Regions from separate parts of the Homo sapiens genome. Here region 1 is linked to region 2. Evidence: chromatin contacts called from ENCODE Hi-C or POLR2A ChIA-PET data. All regions are on one chromosome and are shown on one strand. Each heading gives the region's core, a stretch centred on a gene start or an enhancer-like site at or near the end of the contact. The rest is flanking DNA. Distances are from core to core; before and after follow the strand shown. Region 1 holds the start of GOSR2 (golgi SNAP receptor complex member 2). Region 2 has its middle 29 kb from the start of LRRC37A.

Region 1 (6,161 bases), core at 1,879-4,378, 660 kb before region 2:
AGTTTGTTGTTAACTTTACTTAAAAGTAGTGGCAACAATCTGGTCATTTTCATTTCACTCACTTTGCCTTTACATTTCGCTCATTAAAGGGCAAAATCTATAAAGGAAAAACATGGTCTTGAGATAAGGTAATAGTTCTTAAGCTCCGCTGTTCAGGAAAAAAAATGGTCTTGAGATAAGGTAACAGTTCTTAAGCCTACCTGCTCATCAAAACCACCTAGGGAGCTTGTTAAATGTAGTGCTTCTTGTGTCCTGGACATACGATAAGGTCCAGGACAGGAGACTGATCTTGGACTACATAGGGGACAAATGTGGTCACCTTTACAACCATTGGGATCTCAAAAATAGAAGCCTGGCTATTAGCTCCTCTATAAAGTTCATCTAAATTAAACATTTAAGTGTAAAATGTTTATTGTTTTCATTCATTCATTATTTTCATTCATTCATTGTTCAGGTAGGTTCAGGAGTTTTCAAGTAACTTTAATATGTCAATCTAATTCCAATGTACTCAATGTATTCAGTGACACGGCAAGAGATAATCACAAACTGGGTTCAAAGTTCCAGTAAAATTAATAAGTTCAGCTACTGTTGTGTCAACTCAGCTACAATCACTAATTTCTGCAGTTGCGAAAGTTCATTGCTGGTGCTCACTGGACTCCACGTGTTTCTTGTGAAAGTCATTCAGTCATCAGTTCTGTTATCATGGAACTGAAAGGAGCCTTACAGTTTAACCAGCCCAAATTATAATATCATTCTACAGATGAGGAAAAATAAAGTAAGGAGGTCTAGAACCAGAACTCCCACTCCTGGTTCAGCACTGGAGAGGAAAGATAGACAAGATACTGCAGCATAAAAGAAGGTAAACTCCTCGAGGGCAGGGCTGTGCTGCCAGCACTGAGAATGGTGCACAGCACATAGTAGGTGCTCAATAAATATTCAATGAATTAATGAGTGTCGGGGTAGCAGAGGGCCTAATAGTTGTGGGGCAAAGCTGGCCCACTGCTTGTTTTGATAAATAAAATTGTACTGGAACACAGGTACATCAATTAGTTTACATATTGTCTATGGCTGTTTTCCCAATATAACAGCAGAGTAGTAACTACAGAGACCGTATAGCCCACAGAGCCTAAAATATTTACTATCTGGCCCTTAATAGAAAAAACTGGCAAGCTGCTAGAGTCCAAGGGTGCATTGTTGGAGGCCTACAGAGCATCTACACTCCACACACCTTGTTTGGGGTACCATTTAGAATTCCTCTTCTGAGCCATGCAGTTTTCTCTGTGATTAGCTGCACTGAAAACAGGTAGTCTAAGACTCTCTAAATAAAGTTATTCTTGAATATAAAATGGGTCATGGCCTTCTTGGCAACATCCTTTAACTAAATTAACTAGATAAGACCATACATAACAGATTAACTTCAAGGCACTACTATGCCCATTGTGCCCTGCTATTGTGAAAGATAGGCCCTTTCTTAGTAACATGAACATAATTTCGTTTCATTCTTTCTCTAAATTACTCACAGACTAGTTTTAAGTCCCTTCCTATAACGTTTATGTGAGAATAGGGCTCCCCAGTGTAAAAGAAAATTCTGTCATTACAAAGTAGGTTCTGTATTTTCGCCTGTCCAAATGAAACACCTCATCGCCAAAATAAAAGAAACCCATAAACTTAGAAAATGAAAGAGAAAGAGGATCATCACCCTCTTATTCCTCATGCTTCAGGGCATTTCATTTCCAGGCCTTGGGAGTGTGATTTTAAGTGTTTTAATCAACAAAACTACAGCATAAGTTTGAAAGTTCTCAATAGGATAGGTATATACCTCAAAAAATTGAGAAGAGAAACTAAAACAGATACTTCTACACCAGAGTTCATAGCAGTATTATTCTCAACAGCCCAATGGTGGAAACAACTCAAGTGTCCATCAACAGATGAATGGATAACAAAATGTGGTAGACACATAAAACGGAATATTATTCCGTCATAAAACAGAATGAAATTCTGGTAACAGGCTACAATATAGATGAACCCTGAAAACATTAAGTGAAATAAGCCAGATACAAAAGGACAAATTCTGTATGACTCCACTTATATTAAGTATCTAGAATAGGTAAACTCATAGAGAGAAGTAAAACAGAGGTTACTAGGTGTTCTGGAAGGAAGAAATGAAGTGCTACTGATTAACAGGCACACTGGGATGATGAAAAAGTTCTGGAAATGGATCGTAGTGATGTAAGTTGTGAATGTACTCAATGTCACTGAATTGTACACTTAAAAATTGTTAAAACAGTAAATCTTATGTTGTGTATATTTTACAATAAAAAATAAAAATCATAAAATTCCGTCCCTCCAAAACAGGGTAAAAATCATAATTCTGCCCCCCGCCCCCAAAAATAGGGTAAGTATGGCCCCATTAATACTCAACTACGTATCTCAGCAATTCCGAAAGTGCAGGACGATGCGAATAAAGGACACTACCAAGGAATTTAAGTTATGAGAAACTAAATTACAATTTGATTTTCTTAGCGATAACCTGTAACCAGATACGATTAACAAGTAATAATAGTGAATGCTACGTGGACAGCAATTTCTTTGTACCATAAAAATGTGGTCTTTAGTATAAATCGAATAAGAATACAAATACTTTCCCGTACGTGCCCTGACTCTCCAATTAAACAGTACACTCCTACGGCCAGGGGCCGTGTCTCCTACTCCGTGTCTCCTCTCGAGGTCTACCAACCAGGAGCACCGAGTTGACAAGTGCTGGACAAAGTTTTATAACCTGCAGGTGCCAGTTTCCCGTCACCCAGTCTACCCAGCAGGTAGTCACGAACTTGCAGACCCCAGGAGTCATCTGCCCCACGTCTCCAGGCCCCAGCCTGAACCCACTGTCTGTGGCTGACCTGGGAGTCCCGCCAAGGATTAAGCACTTCGGAGGCATCCCCAGCAGTGCCCTGGCGGAAAAACTCGGCCTCTACCCTGGCTGACGTCCGAGGCCTCAGCCCCAGAAGCCAGGCTCACCTGGCCTCGCCTCGTCTAGCCCCTGCCCGCTCCCCGACCGGCCCTCACTTGTGCGTTTGCTGGAACAGGGGATCCATGTCGCCGGCCCCGCAGGCCACGGCTCCGGCTCTGGCTTCCTCGGAACACGTCCTCACAGCCCCCCTTCCGGTTTCCGGCTTCCGGTCGCAGGACCCTCCCTCCCCTGCCGGCCAGGGCTGCCCGCACGCGCGCCTTACTAGCAGTGGTTGCGAGATCGGAGAAGGGGAAGGAGAAATGAGGCCGGCGACGGAAGGATAAGTGTAGTCACAGGCTCGGCTTCACGTGAAGGGCAAGGCGGTGTACATGTTCGCTGAAGGCTAGCCTCAGGATTCAGTCAGGCGTTAGGAAGGACAATCGCGGGATACTAACGAGAGGTCCTCAGAGCAAAGTTGAAGGCGAGCCGCTATCATCTGCTGTTCTCTGCCGCAGAGAGGACTGGAGGTTCTTGCTTGGCTTCACTTTAAACCATTTAATCGGGGGTCTGGAGATTTCGCTCTTCACTGTTTTTCCTGGCGCAAGCTTTTCCTGTTTCGCATTTGTCTACTCACTCTCCCGCCTATCTACCCCCCATTCCTATTTATCCATCCAGTAAACCTACATTGAATGAGTGGTTATTATGTGTCATGTGTAAAGTAGGGAAAACCGGGTTCCTCCTGCCCTCAAAGAGGTTCTGGTCTGGGAAAGGAAATAAGATATGTATACTCTCAAAAGACAAAATTACAAGAAATGTAGTTATAGATTTTTTTTCTTTATTTTATTATTTTTTATTATTATACTTTAAGTTCTAGGGTACATGTGCACAACGTGCAGGGTTGTTACATATGTATACATGTGCCATGTTGGTGTGCTGCACCCATTAACTCGTCATTTACATTAGGTATATCTCCTAATGCTATCCCTTCCCCCTCTCCCCACCCCACAACAGGCCCCGAAGTGTGATGTCCCCCTTCCTGTGTCCAAGTGTTCTCATCGTTCAGTTCCCACCTATGAGTGAGAACATGTAATGTTTGTTTTTTTGTCCTTGCGATAGTTTGCTGAGAATGTTGGTTTCCAGCTTCATCCGTGTCCCTACAAAGGACATGAACTCATCATTTTTTATGGCTGCATAGTATTCCATGGTGTATATATGCCACATTTTCTTAATCCAGTCTGTCATTGTTGGACATTTGGGTTGGTTCCAGGTCTTTGCTATTGTGAATAGTGCTGCAATAAACATACATGTAAATGTGTCTTTATAGCAGCATGATTTATAATCCTTTGGGTATATACCCAGTAATGGGATGGCTGGGTCAAATGGTATTTCTAGTTCTAGATCCCTGAGAAATCTCCACACTGTCTTCCACAATGGTTGAACCAGTTAACAGTCCCACCAACAGTGTAAAAGTGTTCTTATTTCTCCACATCCTCTCCAGCAGCTGTTGTTTCCTGACTTTTTAATGGTCGCCATTCTAACTGGTGTGAGATGGTATCTCATTGTGGTTTTGATTTGCATTTCTCTGATGGCCAGTGATGATGAGCATTTTTTCATGTGTCTGTTGGCTGCATAAATGTCTTCTTTTGAGAAGTGTCTGTTCATATCCTTCGCCCACTTGTTGATGGGGTTGTTTGTTTTTTTCTTGTAAATTTGTTTGAGTTCATTGTAGATTCTGGATATTAGCTCTTTGTCAGATGAGTAGATTGCAAAAATTTTCTCCCATTCTGTAGGTTGCCTGTTCACTCTGATGGTAGTTTCTTTTGCTGTGCAGAAGCTCTTTAGTTTAATTAGATCCCATTTGTCAATTTTGGCTTTCGTTGTCATTGCTTTTGGTGTTTTAGACATGAAGTCCTTGCCCATGCCTATGTCCTGAATGGTATTGCCTAGGTTTTCTTCTAGGGTTTTTATGGTTTTAGGTCTAACATGTAAGTCTTTAATCCATCTTGAATTGATTTTTGTATAAGGTGTAAGGAAGGGATCCAGTTTCAGCTTTCTACATATGGCTAGCTAGTTTTCCCAGCACCATTTCAAAAACGATGGTTAGATCCCACGAAGTAGGTGGTAATGCCTTAACCGTATGCGTGTTGTCAGGCCCAAGGGCCTCTTCCATCCTTGTCAAAGGGAGTGCTAACCTTCTCTCCTTTAATACAACACAGTTACAGATCTTAACTGGCTATTTGCGATTCTAGCACCAGGCAACACCTTATTCTATAAAATAGAATGAGTATTCTGATGAGCTGAGCAGAGGAGATTATCTTTATAGACAGAAAAGGGCTGAAAAAAAAAAGCAGAAACAAAGAACAAGTTTCAAAGTTATTTTACTTGTATTGGTTAAGGCAGAAGGGACTTCCTTTATCATGGGGATATGGCTATTTTCCCTCTCTTCTGATTTCTCCTAAGGTCAGATGAGCAGCTTAATTTTGGCTTTGTGGCTTGGAACTTTAGCATGAGTGACTCTATTTTGGTTTGGCCTGTTGCGCCTAGTGCAGGAGCTCAGTCCAAACCAATGGCTTTCTATGAATTTTATTTATCAAGACAAACATTCTAGAAGGTAGAAAATCCAAAGAGATTGAGCTGAGCTGGGGGTCGTCTCTAGGAGGAGATTTAGGAGAGACTTAATGAAGGGGTGGCATTTGAGCTGGGACTGGGTTTGGACACTTCTCTGTCTCCACATAGGCTATCCCGTTTCCATCCTCCAAGCTTATCTACTATTCCTCCCAAGGCAGGAGACATTCTTTTCTTGGACAAGTTGATACTTCTCTTTTCCTGGATCCTGGATCCCACCCAGTTTTGTGTCCCAAGAGACTGTCCACCCATGTACATTCTTTTCCTAAAATTATTTTTTTCACTTTTTCTATAATTGAGCATCTACAATGTACCATGCACAGATACTGGAGATAGGAACACAAGCAAGACACAGCCCTAAAACCTCCCATATCTCTCATGGTCTGTTGGGAGAACTAATCATACCCTCAAGCTACATTATTAAGTAGAATACATGCTACAATTGATACAAAGTACCATTTCCGTGGGAAGGGCAAGAACGGTTCATGGACAAAATAGCATATGAATAAGACCTTCAAGAATCAATAGAATTTTAACAGTGTCTTGTATATACTAACCACTCTGAAAATGTTTATTGTGTCTGCCT
Region 2 (5,476 bases), core at 810-3,309:
GTCTACAGGCAAGGTGGAAACAGTCTAGCGACCTTTAGAAGATAACCAACCCAACCAGGCCAGTGCAGTGGCTCACGCCTTTAATCCTAGCACTTTGGGAGGCCGAGGCGGGCAGATTACTTGAGGTCAGGAGTTTGAGACCAGCCTAGCCAACATGGTGAAACCCCATCTGTACTAAAAATACAAAAAGTAGCACGGGGTGTGGGGAAGGGAAAGCAATACGTAACCAGCCCACATTACAGAACAAAGGTCCTTATCACATTGTATCAGGATTTCCCAGAGCACATGCCTAGAAAGATGTGGGAGTGGGGCTGGGCGCAGTGGCTCAGCCTGTAATCCCAGCTACTTGGGAGGCTGAGGGCAGGAGAATGGCTTGAACCTGGGGGACGGAGGTTGCAGTGAGCTGAGATGGCGCCATTGCACTCCAGCCTGGGCAACAGAGCGAGACTCTGTCTAAAAAAAAAAAAAAAAAAAAAAAAAAGATGTGGGAGTGGGTATTCCCCGCTACCAACCCTCCACACACTCCCCCAAAAAAGCAGCTTTTCTAAACTCAGTTCTGTACAGTCCCTTCTGGCAATGGTGTTTGGTGGTCGCTCACTCCATTTGTCAACATCTATTTATTGACAGCCCGCTTTGTGCCAACAGCTGCCGTTCTCACCCGTGGGGGTGGGGCTGACGGTGCTTAAATCACAGTGGCGGAAATAATACCTGTCGTCTAAATCCTAATCATGTTACAATACTGTCCCCCATCCGTCCCAAAAAAAGACTGGACGACCCACAGCCCGGGCTGTGGCACCCACGTTACAAACGGTGGTATAAAGTACATATGCAGCGTCATTCAGCTCAGTTTCAATACCAGGTTTAAACTCTGGACACGGTTTATTGCAGCTGGAGGAGTCCAGGACTAACATGTGGACTCGGAAGAAGAAGACGTCGGGGGTGAGTGAGGTACAGGCGGTTCATCTTGTACAGCCCGTCCCGATCCACCAGCAGGGTCACCAGCCAGATGCCCGCGCCCAGCACGTCCACGTCATGCACTATCCCGTTCATCGCTGCTTCCAAAAAACAGTTTGGGAACCCCAGTTCCTCTCCCAGTCCCTGGGCGTTGGTTTTTAGCAACAGCGAAACGGCCCGCATGGGTCGGGCGCCCTGGGATCTCGCGTGCAGGATTCTCCGGGACTCGGAAAGGCTCGCGGGGCGGCGGCGCGGCGGCCGGGCTCACCGATTTCGCGCTTGCAGAACGCCTCTCGCCCGTCCATGCCCGCCCGGCAAGCGCAAGCGCAGAGCTCGGCGCCGGGCTCCGCGTCCCTGCGCGGCTGACTGAGGCCGAATCTGAAGCTGAGGCGCGGCGGCGGCGCGGGCGGCGAGCCGGGGGCCGGCACAACGGCGCGCGGCCGGTTGGGGTGGGCAGGGCCGGCGGGGCCCTCGGCGGCGCGCGCGCGCGGCCGGGCGGCGGGGAAGCGTAGGGCCCGTGAGCGCGCGCGTCTCGGGGCTTCCTCCGTCGCGGGCCCGCGGCGCGGCGACGCGCGGTTCTCGGCTTGCGCCAGGCGCGGGCCTGTGGGAGCGTGTGCGGCCTCACGGAAGGTGGCCCGGTTGTCGGCCGGCGGCTGAGGCCTGGGCGCCCCCTCCCCAGATCCCCGCTCCGCTCCCAGGGCTCCGCACTACACCGATCTTACTTTTTCTCTCCACCGGAGCTTCGGGGGATGATCCGACGATTAAACAGAGGAGCCAGAAAGCTCTAGCTGTCATTTTTGCAGACAGGGTTCCCAGGCTCTAAAAGTGAGCCTGGGCTTTTGCTTGCTTTCTCTCCTCTAACCCCTTCTCCACACCCGCGTCCCCGTTCATGCTAATGAGGGGCAGCCTTTGGGGAAACGGGAATCACTCGCTGAGCAGACCATTGGAACAAAACCGAGCCGCAGGGATTTCTCCCTCTTCCTTCCTAAGGGGGACGAGCACATGGCCTCGCAAAGTTGTCCCCGAGAATGTCTGTCCTGTGATCTGCGGGCGAGGATAGCATCACAGCCTAAACTTTAAACTCGTGTGCGTTTGCGCGCTGCGGTGGGGGCAGCAGAGGGTGGGGTGACAAGTGCGGAGAATAAGGGTGTTTCGGGACTGAGGGACTGAGTGGGGGAGAAAGAGTGATGGCCGCTTTTTTCTAGATTAGGTCAACAACAAATAGGAAAATAGTGCTTAAGACAGCGTGGGTTTGTGGAAGGGAGGAGATTCCAGATGACAGAGAATGTATCCTGGAATGTGTATGTTAGGCAATTTCTAGAGACACCAAGTCACTGCTTCCTAAGTTTAGTAAAACTGTTTCATTATATATGACAGCTCACTGTAACCTCTGCCTCCCGGGTTCAAGCGATTCTCGTGCCTCAGCCTCCCAAGTAGCTGGGATTACAGGCATACGCCACCATGCCAGGCTAATTTTTGTATATTTAGCAGAGACGGGGTTTCACCGTGTTGGCCAGGCTGGTCTCAAACGCCCGACCTCAAGCCATCCACCCGCCTTGGCCTTCCAAAGTGCTGGAATTACAGGCATCAGCCACGACGGCCGGCACAGAGGTCTAATTATTAATCAGAAGGTTGCCTGTTGAGGCCGGGCATGGTGGCTCGTGCTTGTAATCCCAGGACTTTGGGAGCCTGAGACAGGAGGATCTCTTGAGCTCAGGAGTTCAAGACCAGCCTGAGCAACATGGAGAGACCCTGTCTCTACAAAAAATACAAAAATTAGCCGGGCATGGTAGCTCACGCCTTGGTCCCAGCCACATGGGAAGCTGAGGTGGGAGGATCGCTTGAGCCTAGGAGGTGGAGGTTGCAGTGAGCCGAGATCGTGCCACTGCACTCCAGCCTGGGTGACGGAGACCCTGTCTCAAAACCGAAAAAAAAAGAAAGAAGAAGAAGAAGGAAGAGGAGGAGGAAGAGGAGGAGGAGAGGAAGAGGAAGAAGAGTAGGAAGAGGAGGAGGAGGAAGGAGGAGGAGAAGGAAGAGAAAAGAAGAAGGAGAAGAAGGAGAAGGAGGAGAAGAAGAAGAAGAAGAGGAGAAAAAAAGAAGAAGAGGAAGAAGAAGAAGAAGAAGAAGAAGAAGAAGAAGAAGAAGAAGAAGAAGAAGAAGAAGAAGAAGAAGAAAGGAAATTTGTCCGTTGAGCATTAAATCAAAGAAGAGAAATTTGCCAAATTGCAGCTGAAGGAGGTGGGTTAATCTACCCTCATTCAGGTGTTGGAGGAATGAATTATCTTCTCCCTCCAAAAGAGCAAACCTCTACAGCCACTGCAAAGCTTGGGTACACCAGAGTCAGGTTCTCCAGACTAGACAGGCCCAGATAAACACTAGTCATATAAACACTAGTAAGTTCATGCCCTCGGGGCCCTGTTCATAGATGTCCTCAGATCCCCTTCTTTCACGTGCTCTTTATTTAAGTCAAGTGGAATAAAATTCACTAGGCTTAAGATTTCTCAGTTACAACCACATCTCTGACATACATTCAAATCACCCACATCCTGCTGGGGGTGTTCCCAAAACTCTTCTGTTGCAGGAATGTTGTGAATGCCCTGAAACCCACACCCTGAAATGTAGAGACAGAGAGCAAGCTGGATGGTTCCCAGGGGCTCCCAGAGCCTCCTGGGGTGGCAACAGCTGGAAGAACTCACCAGAGTCCAGTGCTGGGTCTTGGGCAGTGTCTGGCTTGCAGCCTTAGAAATCACACTAATGGTGGAAGGTACAAAGAGTTCAAAGAGACTGATCTATGTAGCCAGAATGCCAGTTTATTAATTTACAGTGAGAAATCAACTCAGAAATGCAACTCACGTCAGCCTGGGTAGCATTCTCTTTCTATAAACAAGCCACACAGGAAGCCAAGTTATCATCAGGTTGCTTGGTAATATAAACCAGAGCCCAGGGAGTTTGTCACCTGATTGGAATGTTTAACAGTATTGGTTTCTCACAGCCTAATGTGTTCATCTTTACAATAGGTGTGTATACCTGTCGGGAGGAAGAACCCAAGAGACCAACTGGCAACTTCCTTGATAATTTCTGGTATTTTGAGTGTATGTTTCTGCTTAGCAAATATTTATTGAGCATCTACTGTGTGTTGTATAATAAAGAATTTGTAGGCCAGGCTCAGTGGCTCACACATGTAATTCCAGCACTTTGGGAGACTGAGGGAAGCGGATCACTTGAGCTCAAGAATTCAAGACCAGCCTGGTCTCTACAAAAAAAAAAAAAAAAAGTCAGCTGAGGTGGTAATTCTAGAGAATTTGAATTATCCAGAATGACTCACAGAACTCAGGATAGCATTTTACTTACAATGAATTGTATTATTATTTTGTCGGTTCATTATTTTATGTTTATTTTATCTTATTTTAATAGAGATGGTGGGAGCCAGATGCAGTGGCCCACACCAGTAATCCCAGCACTTTGGGAGGCTGAGGCGGGCAGATCACTTGAGGTCAGGAGTCCAAGACCAGCCTGGCCAACCTGGTGAAACCCTGTCTCTCTCTCTTTTTTTTTTTTTTTTTTTTGAGACAGAGTCTCACTCTTGTTGCCCAGTCTGGAGTGCAGTGGCACAATCTCGGCTCACTGCAACCTCCACCTCCCAGGTTCAAGCGATTCTCCTGCCTCAGCCTCCCAGGTAGCTGGGATTACAGGCATGTGCCACCACGACCTGCTAATACTGTATTTTTGGCAGAGACGGGGTTTCTCCATGTTGGTCAGGCTGGTCTCAAACTCCCGACCTTAGGTGATCTGCCCGGCTCAGCCTCTCAAAGTGCTGGGATTACAGGCATGAGCCACCGTGCTCAGCCTTTTTTTTTTTTTTTTTTTTTTGAGACAGAGTCTGGCTTTGTCACCCAGGCTGGAGTGCAGTGGTGTGATCTCAGCTCACTGCAACCTCCACCTCCTGGGTTCAATCGATTCTCCTGTCTCAGCCTCTCAAGTAGCTGGGATTATAGGCACACACCACCATGCCTGGCTAATTTTTGTATTTTTAGTAGAGACGGGGTTTCACCATGTTGGGCAGACTGGTCTCAAACTCCTGGGCCAAGTAATCTGCCCACCTCAGCCTCCCAAAGTTCTGGGATTACAGGCGTGAGCCACTGCACCGGGCTCCATTTTATCTTCTGTCTCTACAATTATTTATTTGTTTGTTTGTTTGTTTATTGAGACAGGGTCTCACTGTTGCTTAGGCTGGAGTGCAGTGGCAAAACTCTATCAAGGCTCACTGTGGCCTTGACCTCGCGGGACTCAGGTGATCCTCCCTCCTTCGCCTCCAGAGTAGCTGGGACTACAGGTACCCACCACCAAACCCAGCTAACTTTTATATTTTCTGTAGAGATGGGGTTTCACCATGTTGGCCAGGCTGGTCTCCAACTCCTGGGCTCAAGCTAACTAACCTCCTTGGCCTCACAAAGTGCTTGGATGACAGGCATAAACTACCACACCCGGATTTCCTTGTTACTCTAGGAGACATTCTGGAACT

What was found. A loop is a pair of places that touch in the nucleus more often than their neighbours do. ChIA-PET counts read pairs that join two places held with the same protein, here RNA polymerase II (POLR2A). Pooled maps may share reads with other maps.
Region 1: a map of IMR-90 shows a loop between it and region 2 (7-fold over the local background). The contact joins the promoter of GOSR2 here to the enhancer-like site in region 2. A Hi-C loop is called at or near these places in 1 of 168 maps with a recorded cell type or tissue (IMR-90), 1 of 37 single-sample maps with no recorded cell type and 11 of 50 pooled maps. POLR2A ChIA-PET finds 5 or more read pairs at or near these places in 2 of 52 experiments (Caco-2 and GM12878).

Annotation. Positions count from the first base shown.
Region 1 is chr17:46,920,127-46,926,287 of GRCh38, reverse strand. It overlaps GOSR2 (golgi SNAP receptor complex member 2), which reads right to left and starts at 3,128. Exons shown (of 6, transcript NM_004287.5): 1 at 3,067-3,128. The coding sequence starts at 3,095. GOSR2-DT (GOSR2 divergent transcript) reads left to right here and starts at 3,417. Exons shown (of 3, transcript NR_186460.1): 1 at 3,417-3,477. It also overlaps a transcript of LRRC37A2 not described here and the pseudogene RNU6ATAC3P. RefSeq lists an enhancer at 2,428-3,152.
Region 2 is chr17:46,262,899-46,268,374 of GRCh38, reverse strand. It overlaps a transcript of LRRC37A not described here and the pseudogene LOC100132570. Among named protein-coding and RNA genes, the nearest start is that of LRRC37A, 29 kb to the left of the region's middle. Within about 2 kb of position 2,059, at least 33 of the 41 ENCODE cell types and tissues checked have a DNase peak (open chromatin) inside an H3K27ac peak, as active enhancers do.